Linked DNA regions of Homo sapiens: regions 1 and 2 are each linked to region 3. The links are chromatin contacts, found by Hi-C or POLR2A ChIA-PET in ENCODE. All regions are on one chromosome and are shown on one strand. Each heading gives the region's core, a stretch centred on a gene start or an enhancer-like site at or near the end of the contact. The rest is flanking DNA. Distances are from core to core; before and after follow the strand shown.

Evidence for each region. A loop is a pair of places that touch in the nucleus more often than their neighbours do. ChIA-PET counts read pairs that join two places held with the same protein, here RNA polymerase II (POLR2A). Pooled maps may share reads with other maps.
Region 1: a pooled map shows a loop between it and region 3 (2.2-fold over the local background). The contact joins the enhancer-like site here to the promoter of NEMF in region 3. A Hi-C loop is called at or near these places in 1 of 37 single-sample maps with no recorded cell type and 1 of 50 pooled maps. POLR2A ChIA-PET finds 5 or more read pairs at or near these places in 3 of 52 experiments (BJ, GM10248 and WTC11).
Region 2: a loop to region 3 is called in a pooled map, with 6 times the contacts of the local background. The contact joins the promoter of ATL1 here to the promoter of NEMF in region 3. A Hi-C loop is called at or near these places in 4 of 50 pooled maps. POLR2A ChIA-PET finds 5 or more read pairs at or near these places in 2 of 52 experiments (RWPE1 and activated T-cell).

Annotation. Positions count from the first base shown.
Region 1 is chr14:50,645,198-50,649,283 of GRCh38, forward strand. All of the region lies in intron 2 of SAV1 (salvador family WW domain containing protein 1), which reads right to left. Among named protein-coding and RNA genes, the nearest start is that of SAV1, 21 kb to the right of the region's middle. Within about 2 kb of position 2,239, at least 5 of the 41 ENCODE cell types and tissues checked have a DNase peak (open chromatin) inside an H3K27ac peak, as active enhancers do.
Region 2 is chr14:50,557,713-50,561,762 of GRCh38, forward strand. It overlaps ATL1 (atlastin GTPase 1), which reads left to right and starts at 2,433. Exons shown (of 14, transcript NM_015915.5): 1 at 2,433-2,587. The coding sequence starts at 2,554. It also overlaps a transcript of MAP4K5 not described here. RefSeq lists an enhancer at 2,527-3,026 and a silencer at 2,768-3,127.
Region 3 is chr14:49,850,907-49,855,034 of GRCh38, forward strand. It overlaps NEMF (nuclear export mediator factor), which reads right to left and starts at 1,882. Exons shown (of 33, transcript NM_004713.6): 1 at 1,789-1,882; 2 at 901-969; 3 at 657-759. The coding sequence starts at 1,847. It also overlaps RN7SL3. RefSeq lists an enhancer at 1,889-2,128 and a silencer at 2,932-2,991.

The DNA.
Region 1 (4,086 bases), core at 989-3,488, 790 kb after region 3:
GGGGGAGGAACTAGACTTTGAAATTAGTAGAGGGTTTTTTGGCTGATGCTTCCATCAACAGGCCATACAAACACTTAACAACAGGTTGAGCATCCCTAATCCAAAAATCTGAAATTTGAAATGCTCCAAAATCCAAAACTTCGAGAGCTGACATGTTGCCACAAGCAGAAAATTCCACACCTGACCTTATGTGATGAGTCATAGTCAAAATTCAGTCAAAACTTTGTTTTATGCACAAAATTATTTAAAATATTATGTAAAATTACCTTCAGGCTATGTGTAGAAGGTATATATGAAATATAAATGAATTTCATGTTCAGATTTGGGATCTCTTCCCAAGATATCTTATTATGTACATACAAATATTCCAAAATAAAAAAAAAAATCCAAAATCTCAAACACTTCTGGTCCTAAGCATTTTGGGGTAAGGGATAATCAACCTGTGGCAGTAAAGCTACTTAAGTATGTATACTGCCAAAAGAAAAGTGGGAAAAAGAAAATTTCCCCTGATTAAAGATTTGACATTTCAGCTTTAAAAAAAATGTAAAAATGAACTTGTAAAACCATTCCCGGTTATAAATTCTTAAAAGTAATCTGGCTGTGCCCTAGAATTATTAAGTAAGCTTAAGGTAGCAGGGTTAAGGTCACCATACAAAAATTAATATTTATATATTAACAAACAACAACTGGAAACAAAAGTTATTGAGATAATATAATTTATAATAGCTCCAAAGAATTGTGCAGGACCAATATGCTAAAAACTACAAAACACTGATGAAAGAAATAAAAAACCTATCACATTAACGGATTGGAAGATTCGACATAAAGTTAAGATGTCAATTCTCCTGAAATTATCTTTATCTTTATAGGAGTCCCCCCCTTATCCATGGGGGATCCATTCCAAGACCTCCCGTAGATGCCTGAAACTGCAGATAGTACCTAACCCTGTGTATGCTGTGTATTTTCCTATACATACGTATCTATGATGAAGTTTAACTTATAAATTAGGCACAGTAAGGGATTAACAAAAATAAAATTGAACAATTATTATAATAAAAACTGGGTGAATGTAATCTCTCTCCCTCTCTCTTGAAAGATCTTGTACCATATTCATCAATTTTCAGACTGCAGTTGCAGAGGTAACTGAAACTGTGGAAAGCAAAACCATGGATAAAGCGAGACTACTGTCATTCCAATAAAAATTCCGGCCGAGCGCAGTGGCTCACGCCTGTAATCCGAGCACTTTGGGAGGCCAAGGTGAGCGGATCACCTGAGGTCCGGAGTTTGAGACCAGCCTGACCAACATGGTGAAACCCCGTCTCTATTAAAAACACAAAAATTAGCCGGGCGTGGTGGCGGACGCCTGTAATCCCAGCTACTCGGGAGGCTGAGGCAGGAGAATTGCTTGAACCCGAGAGCAGAGGTTGCAGTGAGCTGAGAACGCGCCATTACACTCCATCCTGGGCGACGAGAGTGAAACTCTGTCTCAAAAAAAAAAAAAAAAAAAAATTCCATGGAGTTTTTGTAGATACAGATAGTTATTAAACAGATTTTAAAATGTATACTGAAAGGCAAAAGAGAACTAGAGTAGCCAAAACAATTTTTTTGAAAAAGGGATAAAGTTGAAGGACTCACACTACCTGATTTTTAAGGCTTACTATAAAGCTACATTAATCAAGACAGTATGGTATTGTCAGAAGAACAGACAAATAGATAAATGGAACCAAACAGAGAATCCAGAAGAACACCCACACAGACATGGTCAACTGATTTTTTTATAAAGGTGAAAGGGCAATAGCGGGGAAAGGTTTTTCCAACAAATGATGTTGCAACAACTGGACATCCATATGCAAAAAACCTAATCACAACCTATACCTGCCACCTTACATACAAATTAACTAAAAATAGATCATATATCTAAATTTAAAACTATAACGCTTTTACAAGAAAAAAATAGAATAAATTTTCATGAGTTTAGTTTAGACAAAGAGTACTTTTTTTTACCATGATGCTGAAAGTTCAACTCATAAAGAAAAAATACTGATTAAATTGAACTCTGTCAAGATTAAAAACGCTTGTGAAGGACACTAAGAGAAAGAAAATCAAGCTGTAAACAGGGAGAAAATGTTTGCAAATCACATTATTAGCCAAAGAACTCTGACCTAGAATATACAAAGAATTCTCAAAACTCAACATTAAGAAAACAACCCTGAGCCTGCTGCAGTGACACGCACCTGTAGTTCAACCTACTCAGGAAGCTGAGTAGGAGGGTTACTTGAGCCCAAGATTTCAGGTCTGTAGCACACTATCATCATGCCTGTGAACAGCTACGGCACTCCGGTCTGTGCAACAGAGTGAAACCCCTTCTCTCAAAACAAAAACAGAAGAAGAAAACAAAACGACCCAGTTAAAAAAAAGGGGGGTAAGAATTTTTAACAGGCACTTCACCGAAGACAACATATTGATGGTAAATAGCACGTGAAAAAATGCTCAGGATCATAATTAGCCGTGAGAGAAATGCAAATTAAAACCATAATGAAATGACAATACACGTCTATGAAAATGGCCAAAAAACCAAACAAAACCTGACAATGCAAGTGCTTACATGGATACAGAACAATTGGAATGCCCATACACTGCTGGTGTGGATGCAAAATGCTACAGTCACTCTGGAGAACAGCTTAGCAATTTCTTATAAAGTTAAACATATGCTTTTCATATGCTACAGCAATCCCATTCCCAAATATTTACCCTAGAGAAATGAGAAGTCATCTTCACACAAAATCCCATTTGTGGATATTTACAATGACTGTATTCATATTTGCCCCAAAGTGGAAATGACACACATGTCCTTTAACAGAATGGATAAACAAACTGTGGTGCAACTGTACAGTGAAATCTACTCAGGAATAAAATGGAACTAATTATTGGTACATGCAAGAATCTCAAAGATGAATCTCAGAAGTATCATGCTGAGGGAAAGCAGCCAGTCTCAAGTGGCTACAAATTGTACAGTTCCATTTTTATGAGATTCTTCCAAACACAAAACTACTAGGACAGAAAACAGTGATTGCTAGGAACTGGAGGTGAGGGACAGGAGTTGACTATAAGAGGACAACCTAAGGGAATTTTAGAGGGTGTTTGAAATGTTCTGTATTCTCATTACACAGGCATTACATGAAATCTATACATATGTTAATACTCAGAACTGTGTAACTTGAAAAAAGTTAAATTTACTATACTTTTTAAAAGAATAATCTGGCTGCATAATTTTATTCTCACACAAGAATACTAATAGTTGGCCGGGTGCGGTGGCTCATGCCTGTAATCCCAGCACTTTGGGAGGCCGAGGCGGGCAGATCATGAGGTCAGGAGATCGAGACCATCCTGGCTAACACGGTGAAACCCCATCTCTACTAAAAATACAAAAATTAGCTGGGCGTGGTGGCGGGCGCCTGTAGTCCCAGCTACTTGGGAGGCTGAGACAGGAGAATGGCGTGAACCCGGGAGGCGGAGGTTGCAGTGAGCCGAGATTGCGCCACTGCACTCCAGCCTGGGCGACGGAGCAAGACTCCGTCTCAAAAAAAAAAAGAATACTAATAGCATATGTATAACAAATCACCCCGAAACTCAGTGGCTTAAAACAAGAAGTATTTATTTGGTTCACCACAGGTTGGTGATACTGGCTGAGCTCAGTAAGTTTTTTCCTTGATATTTGGTACAAGTTATCTTTACTGTCTCATTACTTGATGAAAGTTATCTCTTGTATAACTTTCAATATGAAGCCCTACTGATGATCAGACCTCCATTTCTTCTCTGACTTAAGCTGCTATTTTTTTTACCCTTAGCTCACTCTGTTCCAGCTACACTCACCTCCTGGATGCTGTTCTCAAACACGGCAGGTACTGGCTGTTTATTCTCCCTAGAAGATTCTTCCTTCAGATATTCTCTTGGCTCACTCTCACCCTCTTCAAGCCTCTTCTCAAATGTTTCAATGAAGCTTATTCTTACTATGGCAGTCTACATCTGCTGAGCTTCTACTTACCGTTTTACTTTTTTAAAAAGCACTTTAACCTTTTAACTTAT
Region 2 (4,050 bases), core at 1,183-3,682, 710 kb after region 3:
TAAAAAGATGCATTCTAGCAATGTCCACTGAAAGGGTCTAGAAACAGTGATCTTCACCCAGCAATGAGCACAACTAGCACCCACGTCTTGGTTTCTAAACACCTTTTCTCGTTAAAAGGAGCCACAGCATCTTGGAGAAATGGCTATTCTAGTTCTAAGATAGGGAAAATACAAAGGAACCTGAAACATTTTCTTTTACCAGAATACAGGGAACTGCTCAAAGACAAAAAGGGACAATGTTAAAAGGACACACGAGCTGACCCTCAGCCAAATTAGGGGAATTTAGGCATTAAAAAGAATGGTGATGCATAGCACAATTTTTTTAAAAGCTTCCATTAATTTATAGAGGGACTCAACATAGAAAAGTGGGAGAGGGAATGCCAGCTACTTAATTTAAAAGACATGACATCAAGAGGCTGAGGTGGGCAGATCGCTTGAGCTCATGAGTTTGAGACCAGCCTGGGCAACATGGAGAAACCCCGTCTCTACATACAAAAACAGCCAGGCGTGCTGGCGACCGCCAGTAATCCCAGCTACTTGAGAGGCTGAGGCATGAGAATCGCTTGAACCTGGGAGGTGGAGGTTGTAGTGAGCTGAGATCACGCCACTGCACTCCGGCCTGGGCAACAGAGGGAGACTGTGTCTGGAAAACAAACAAACAACAGATAATGATTTTAAAGCCTCCATTTAAAAAATCACTAATATGAAATTGATTCAGGCAAGGATCAATGGATGCTAAAATCAGTGGATGAAAAGTTATTGGCCAATAGTACAAAAAGTCACATACAGAGAGCTATTTATTTAAGCATTTTTTTGTGATTCACACAGTCTCAAAGTATTCACCTGCAGATTACTTACTAATTATAAACACAACAGGTTTTTAAAAAATTAATTTCTTTTTCAATTGGGCATAGGTGTTGAATTATATAAATTTTTTCTTTTTTGTGTGTAATCTATTGTACTCTTAAAAATGGGATTCATATGAAAGGGATTTTCAGGCTGGAATGTAAGCTGAGAATGATAGTAAAGGAATATAAGAAGAAAAGCAGACCACACTTCTCTTTTGTTCTATGAACTTGGTTTATAGGTATAAGGATGAGATAATGTCTGTCTTCCTATGTTGTTTCATTAATGTCATTTCAACTCTGTTGAGCACAGACTTCTTTAAAACCATGTTGTAAACTTGGTTACAGTGTTCACGACTCTGCAGTCACTAGAACCAGTAACTGAAATATAATGCATAAGATTTGGCAGTGGTGGGGGAGTTTGTTTTCAGATATGTTGATGTTCAAATGTCAGTAGGAAAACAACGTGAGGATAACCTTAGGCAGTTATAAACACACCTCTGGTATAATGTCCTCTCTTCTAGAGGGCAGAAGACTACAAGTATAGATTTGGGAATCATCAGCATGGAGGTCCTGTCTGAAGCCATCATAGTAAATTACATTGAGAGAGTGTAGCGTGAGGAGTTGCTTACCATGAGGAATTAGCAGAGATCATGGATCTGGTAATTAAGAGGCTGGCAGTGATCTCCTAAGAACCGATCAGTACAGAGTGTGAGTAACAACCAAATGGCAGAAGGAAACTGTAAGGGACGGCATGATGGTATCTTGAGGTTGAGGTAGTATAAAGGGACAGTGTTTCCAGGTTACTGAAAACAACTAAGTTTGTAGCAGAGAGAAAGCAGTGAAAAGGGAAAGATTGAAAGTATTTTTATTTTTTTTCTTTTCCTTTCAAAATTGTCTGCAACCTTTATGGCTGCCAGGGCCCACCCATACCCAGACTATGTAGTATGATTTCAGCTCAAATAATTGCTATTGGACTATAGGTCTGGACCTTATCTTTGCAAATCTAGTGGGAAATTTTACCCAGTGGATATTGAGTTACAGATCGTAATGAATCTACAGCTTTCATTTATCTTGATCTTCTTGATATAAATTTTGCTATTCTAATTTTAAGACAAACTACTCAGTATACATATACAAAAATGCATGATACCCTCTTTACTAACATGACCTTGCTTTTAAAATGGAAAAAAAAATGGGTGCCTCGTAGATAAATGCACATTATTTTAGCTACTTTGGCTATATAAATGTTGCCAGCTTGTTTGTACTAATGTATAACCGTGCTTGAAACAGGTATTTGAACATCCAGAATCATGCAGTATATCGGTTTGTGTATTTCTGATAACGCTGTTAAATTCTTTGAGAGTGTGTTCGAGGGGGGTGCTGTTTATTTGTTTGTGTTTTCCGTTGAAAATGTTGCGGTACGTGGTCTATCACTGTCTTCACGGTCTGGGGGTGGACTGAGGTAGGGAGGGTGTGACGCTGGTATCTGTGTGAACTCGGGCTTGTGATGCTGAGCTTGGTTCATCTGCTTTCTCCTCCCTTTTCCTCCCCACTCCTTCCCACCAGCGCCACAGCAACATCCTCAGAGTCTGAGCGAACTGCGCCCAGCGCGGGCACGGAGCCTCCCACCGCCAGCAACCTGCGGCCCCGGAGAAGGCAGCGAGCGCAGTGACAGCGCCTCACCGCCACCAGCTCCTGGACCACCATGGCCAAGAACCGCAGGGACAGAAACAGTTGGGGTGAGTAGCAAATGAGAACTTCTGCAGCCTGCACGGGGTCTTCTGGCCCTCCACTTTCTGCTTCTGTGGAGACAGGGAGGGCCAAGGGCTGCTAGGTGCCTGCGTCCACGGCTGGGAGACGGGCCGTAGCCGAGCCGCTCCCTGTTTGGGCGGAGGAACCATGGCCGAGCGGTACCCGCGTCACCGAATCGCGCTGTCGGGGTGAGGGCTGCAGCTTCGCGCAGGCCGGGCCTCCAGCTCCTTCTTCCCCACCCCCCTCCCGCCTCCTCCCAGCATTTGGACAGCACCCACCAGGCGCCTCCGGGGACTTGTGGGTTCCGCCTTAGCGATCGGTTGGGAGGAAGGCTATGGGGGTGGGCAGGGGGCTGTTGTTACTCGGCCCCAGAGGGGCGAGGGGTCGGGGATCTAGAGCAGGCCAAGCCCCAACCCCCCTCCCCGGGAGCCGCCAACTCGCTGGCTCTGCAGGGCGCGGGCTCCCGGCGGCGGGCGGCGGGCGGCGCGCTGGAACAATGAGGCGGAGCGCGCCGGGTCCCGGACGGACGGTAGCAGACCGAGCAACTGGGAGAAGGGCCACCCTCTTGGGAATTCCTGAGCACTGCAGTACTCCTCTTAATTTGGGGGTTGGGTGGGGGAATTGGGGAAGAAGGAGAGCAAAGTTGTGGTTTCCAGCCTTCTGCCCCACCCCGACGTGGTACCCCATTCAGACCAGCCCCAAGGGTGGCTTTGTTCTTTGATTTTACCTTTTGGAGACATTGGGCTCATGATTCAGCACCAGGCCGAGGGGAGGGGAAAGGAGAGGCGAGACCCAGTATGTTCACACCGCGAGTGGGTGGGCGGTGCTCACGCAGGCGGAGAAGAACGGGCGCAGCGATGCGGAAGAAATCGCGGCCCCGCCCGCCTTGCTGCTCCAGACCTAGTTCTGGACGGTTAGTGTGGGCAGGCTGGGCGTCTTTTTGTCGTAGGTTCCCGATTTCTTGCAGTCACAGTGCTAAACTCACCAGCATCTTAGGAACGAAAGCCCTCTAAGGCATTTATTTTATTATCTGAACCAGAGAATGTCTCAGGCTACTGTGGCTTGGTGGGTAAATAAATATTTTGTTCATCAGCTTGTTATTTAGAAATTGTTATTTGGAAATAACAGTTGTTATTATTTGAAAAGTTCAGAGCTGCTTGATTCTGTTCCACATCTCAGTGAGAGCTCTTCTATAACTGTTTATTTGAGCGAGAGGCACAAATGTAAATTTTAATTGGTTATTTCAGTTTACTTTAATCAAAAGACCGTGTATCTCCTTGCCTCTGATTGTTCTAATGGTCACAGGATACGGTAGACAAGGTTTACATTTGGGAGATTATCCAAGGTTTGTGGTAGGCATGGAGAGTTGGAGCGGGGAGGTCTGTCATGACTTAGCTGAGTTTAAGAGAAAGTGGTTCCATTTTCTGAGATCATGAAACTTCAGTTTTAA
Region 3 (4,128 bases), core at 632-3,131:
AAAAAATTAATGTTGGGCCAGGCGCGGTGGCTCATGCCTGTAATCCCAGCACTTCAGGAGGCTGAGGCTGGCGGATCACCTGAGGTCACGCATTTGAGATCAGACTGGCCAACATGGTGAAACCCCATCTCTACTAAAAATAGAGAAATTAGCCGGGTCTGGTGGCACACGCCTGTAATCCCAGCTACTGAGGAGGCTGAGGCAAGAGAATCACTTGAACCTGGGAGGCAGAGGTTGCAGTGAGCCAAGACTGTGCCACTGCACTCCAGCCTGGGTGACAGAGCGAGACTCCTTCTCAAAAACGAACAAAAAAACAAACAAACAAAAACAAAAAAATTAACGTTGGTCTAATTTAGAATTGTTTTGATGCAGAGAAGTGAATTACAGTTAAGGAACTGTAAGGCTGAATGTGATAAAAGCTTGAACTCTAATAGTGACTGTGGAAACAGAAGATCTGGAGCAGAACAGGATGTGAAAGGTAATGGGGAGAAATCAATTAATAAATATTCACTTTATTCAACCCATTATCTGTCAACCACTCCCTTTACCTTCATTTTATCTGCACTTTATTCGTAACAGTGAAGGAAACCCCAATTAAAAACTTAATTGTTAGTGAGCAATCTCTTAAAATTTAGCTTCAAGCGTAACAAGTTTACCTTCATGGCAAAACTAGACGGCATCATATTCTTAGGCCACTCAAATTCTGTTGTATGAATTCGTATGCCAGATTCAAGTAAAAGTGTAGCTTTAAAGTCCGGTCTGTAGAAGAAAAAAGTCGAATTTTTCTTTAGGGTATATGCCAAAGCTAATTGCTAAACAGGCTTAAAATGTAGGTTAAAAAAAATCAGTAATCTCATACTTAATTGTCAAAGAGAAAATAAGCCTATAAAATGTTCTTACTTTTGAAGACGAATAAGGTATGTCTTATTATCCACATCATAAACATTGTTTACTCTCATTCCTAGCAAGCTGCAAAGATAAAGGAAACATGTAACATGTTACACTATTGTCTGAAACATAAAACTACACATAATTTAATAAAAGCTTCGAAAGAGCGGATCTCAGTCTCTAAGGATATGGAGTCAGCCGAGGAGCAGAGTCTGAAAGCCATTTGGAGATTCAGTTCAAAACTTAAGAGTAACGATTTAAAAACAGAAGTGGTCTATCAGCTCTAGGAACAACACACTATAGCTTGCGTCTTCCAAATGACCCAATTTTGGGGGAGAAATACAGTAAAATATAATCCAATTAATTTATTACAAGGGAGAAAAAAAAAAGATAAAAGAGGGCCCCGAAAATATGACAAAGCTCACAGGGCTGAATAATAGAATCCAGACTAGAATCCAGATCTCAGTCCAAATCTGCTCAATCCAGCTAAAACCGCGATGCTCTCTCTCTCTCTGGGGTGAGGGGAGGGAGGTGTTCAAGAAACCAAGCCCCCAGTCTGGAAACCTCTGAAGCAAACGACCACTCTGGCGTCTCGTGTTTTAACAAACGTTTCCTGCCCAACCCGGACAACCCAGGCCAACAATGCAAGAGCTTCGCGCTAGCGGGGCAAGCCAGAGAGCTGGGAGGACGCGGGGGATGGGGCACGAGGTGCCTGGGACCCCCAGGGGTATCCTAAGGGTCACGGGAAAGACACCACACGCCTGCCCACTCAGGCCTAGGCAGGTCCATAGACGCACTAGGAAATAAGGAAACATATCAAGCTGGTCTGTTTGCGCCATGGGACTCCGGCCTCTGCCTCCTGCACTCCCCACACGAGCCTCGTCACTTAGGGTACTGTACCTAGCATTCAGCTCCGCGAGTACGGCGCGGAGGTCAATGGTGCTAAAGCGGCTCTTCATGGCGAGGCCCGAGGGTCACTACCGCAAGTTCCTCTACTGCCCGGCCGGACTCGACGCCACTTCTCCTCCGCGCAGGCGCACTTGGCGGAGCTCTACGGCCGCGCAGAAGACCCAATATTCCTCGAGGCGAACGTATTTGTGTCGCTTTTCTGAAGATTTCGATTGTCAAGTTGCAGCTGACTCTCTTCATTGTACCAAAATTCAAATTCGAATAAAGATTCAAACTGTTCTCTTGAAACTGCATTCCTTCCTGGAACCCTTACGGACCAGTCTGGTTACCGTGCCCCATTGTGTCTTGGGCTCAAGTCAGCCTTCATAGTGACCCCTGCTGGTCGAAACAATTTTCGAGATGATTATCAGGAGTATTTCCCCACAGGGGGGCCGTAGGGCTCAGTGTAGAAGAGCAAGGACCCCTTTCTGCGCGCTTACTTTGACATAAGATTTTGAAATGTAACGAAACGGAACTGCTTCGGTCCTTCTAAGATTATCCTCAACGATCGAGGCGAACTCTCAAAACGGAGTTCCTATTTTGATGGGTCCTGCTCTCGGAAGGAGCATTCTGCAATTGATTACAGGATTCTCATCGAACCTCGGTCTTGGTACCCCTGAGACTCACCGCAGTACCTGGTGTACAATCGGTGCTCCATAAACACTTGGCAGCATGAATGTGCAAGTGTTTAGCTAGATAATGGTGAAATAAGATAAAAATAAAAACAAGAAGATTCCCAATGGGGGTGGGGTGGGAGGGGGGATTCACAGTGTAGTGAGGAAAATAGTCCTGTAAGAATGTAAATTCTGCATTTCTTTTGTCTTAGGATAGATGCATGGGAAGAAAGGCTACTTTATAAGGTGAGAACTCAAAAGAGGCAGGGTCTCACTATGTTGCCCAGGCTGGAGTGCAGTGGCTATTCACAGGCGCAATCCCACTACTGATCAGCACGGGAGTTTTGACCTGCTCCGTTTCCGACCTGGGCCGGTTCACCCCTCCTTAGGCAACCTGGTGGTCCCCCGCTCCCGGGAGGTCACCATATTGATGCCGAACTCAGTGCGGACACCCGATCGGCATAGCGCACTACAGCCCAGAACTCCTGAACTCAAGGGATCCTCCAGCCTCAGCCTCCCGAGTAGCTGGGACTACAGGCACGCGCCACCGCGCCCGGCGCTCGGCGTCGCTGCAAAAGAGCTGCTAGAGGCTTGCAGGCTACACATGGTAGCAACCAGAATTCCTACCACCAGAAGGCGACTCTAAACAGAAAGGGCGCCGCTGCTATTTCAGAACTGGTACCAGTAGATGCAAAAATGGCTATAGCACATACTGCACAGCATTACTGTCATACGGTACAGTAAACCATACAGAATGGCCCAAAATATGAAAGCATTGGGGAGAAGGTGGAGAACAGGGAACTTTTGTATGCTGTTGATGGGAATGTAAATTAGTAGAGCCATTGTGCAAAACAGTATAAAGGCTCCTCACAAAATTAAGAATAGAATTACCATGTGATCTAGCAACAACATCACTATCCTGAAGATATATGTTCATGTTCATTGCAGCATTATTCACAATAGCCAAGATATAGGGATAATCTACTTTTCATCAATGGATGAACGGATAATGAGTGCAAATATATATGTACACACACACACACACACACATACATACATACAGTGGAATATTATTCAGCTTTCAAAAAAGAAATAAATCTTGCTGTTTGCAACTGGCATGGATTTAACAACATGGATGAACCTGGAGGACATTATGCTAAGTGAAATAAGCCAGACATAAAAAGACAAATACTGCATGATCTCACTTATACGTGGAATCTAGAAGTTTCTCATAGAAACAGACAGCAGAAATGTGGTTTCCAGGACTTGGGATGTAGGGGAAATGGGAAGATACTGGTCAAAATGCACAAACTTTCGGTTGTAAGTAGAGTAAGTTATGGAGACTTAATGTACAACATGCTGATTATAGTTCATAGTAATGTATTGTATGCTTGAAATTTGCATGGGAACAGAAAACCAAATACCGTATGTTCTCACTTATAAATGGGAGCTGAATGATGAGAACACATGGACCCATGGAGGGGAACAGCACACACTGGCGCTTATCAGAGGGTGGAGAATGGGAGGAGGGAGAGGGTCAGCAAAAATAACTAATGGGTACTAGGTTTAATACCTGGGTGATGAAATAACCTGTAAAACAAACCCCATGACACAAATTTACCTATATAACAAACCTGCACATATACCCCATGAACTTAAAATAAAAGTTAAATTAAAA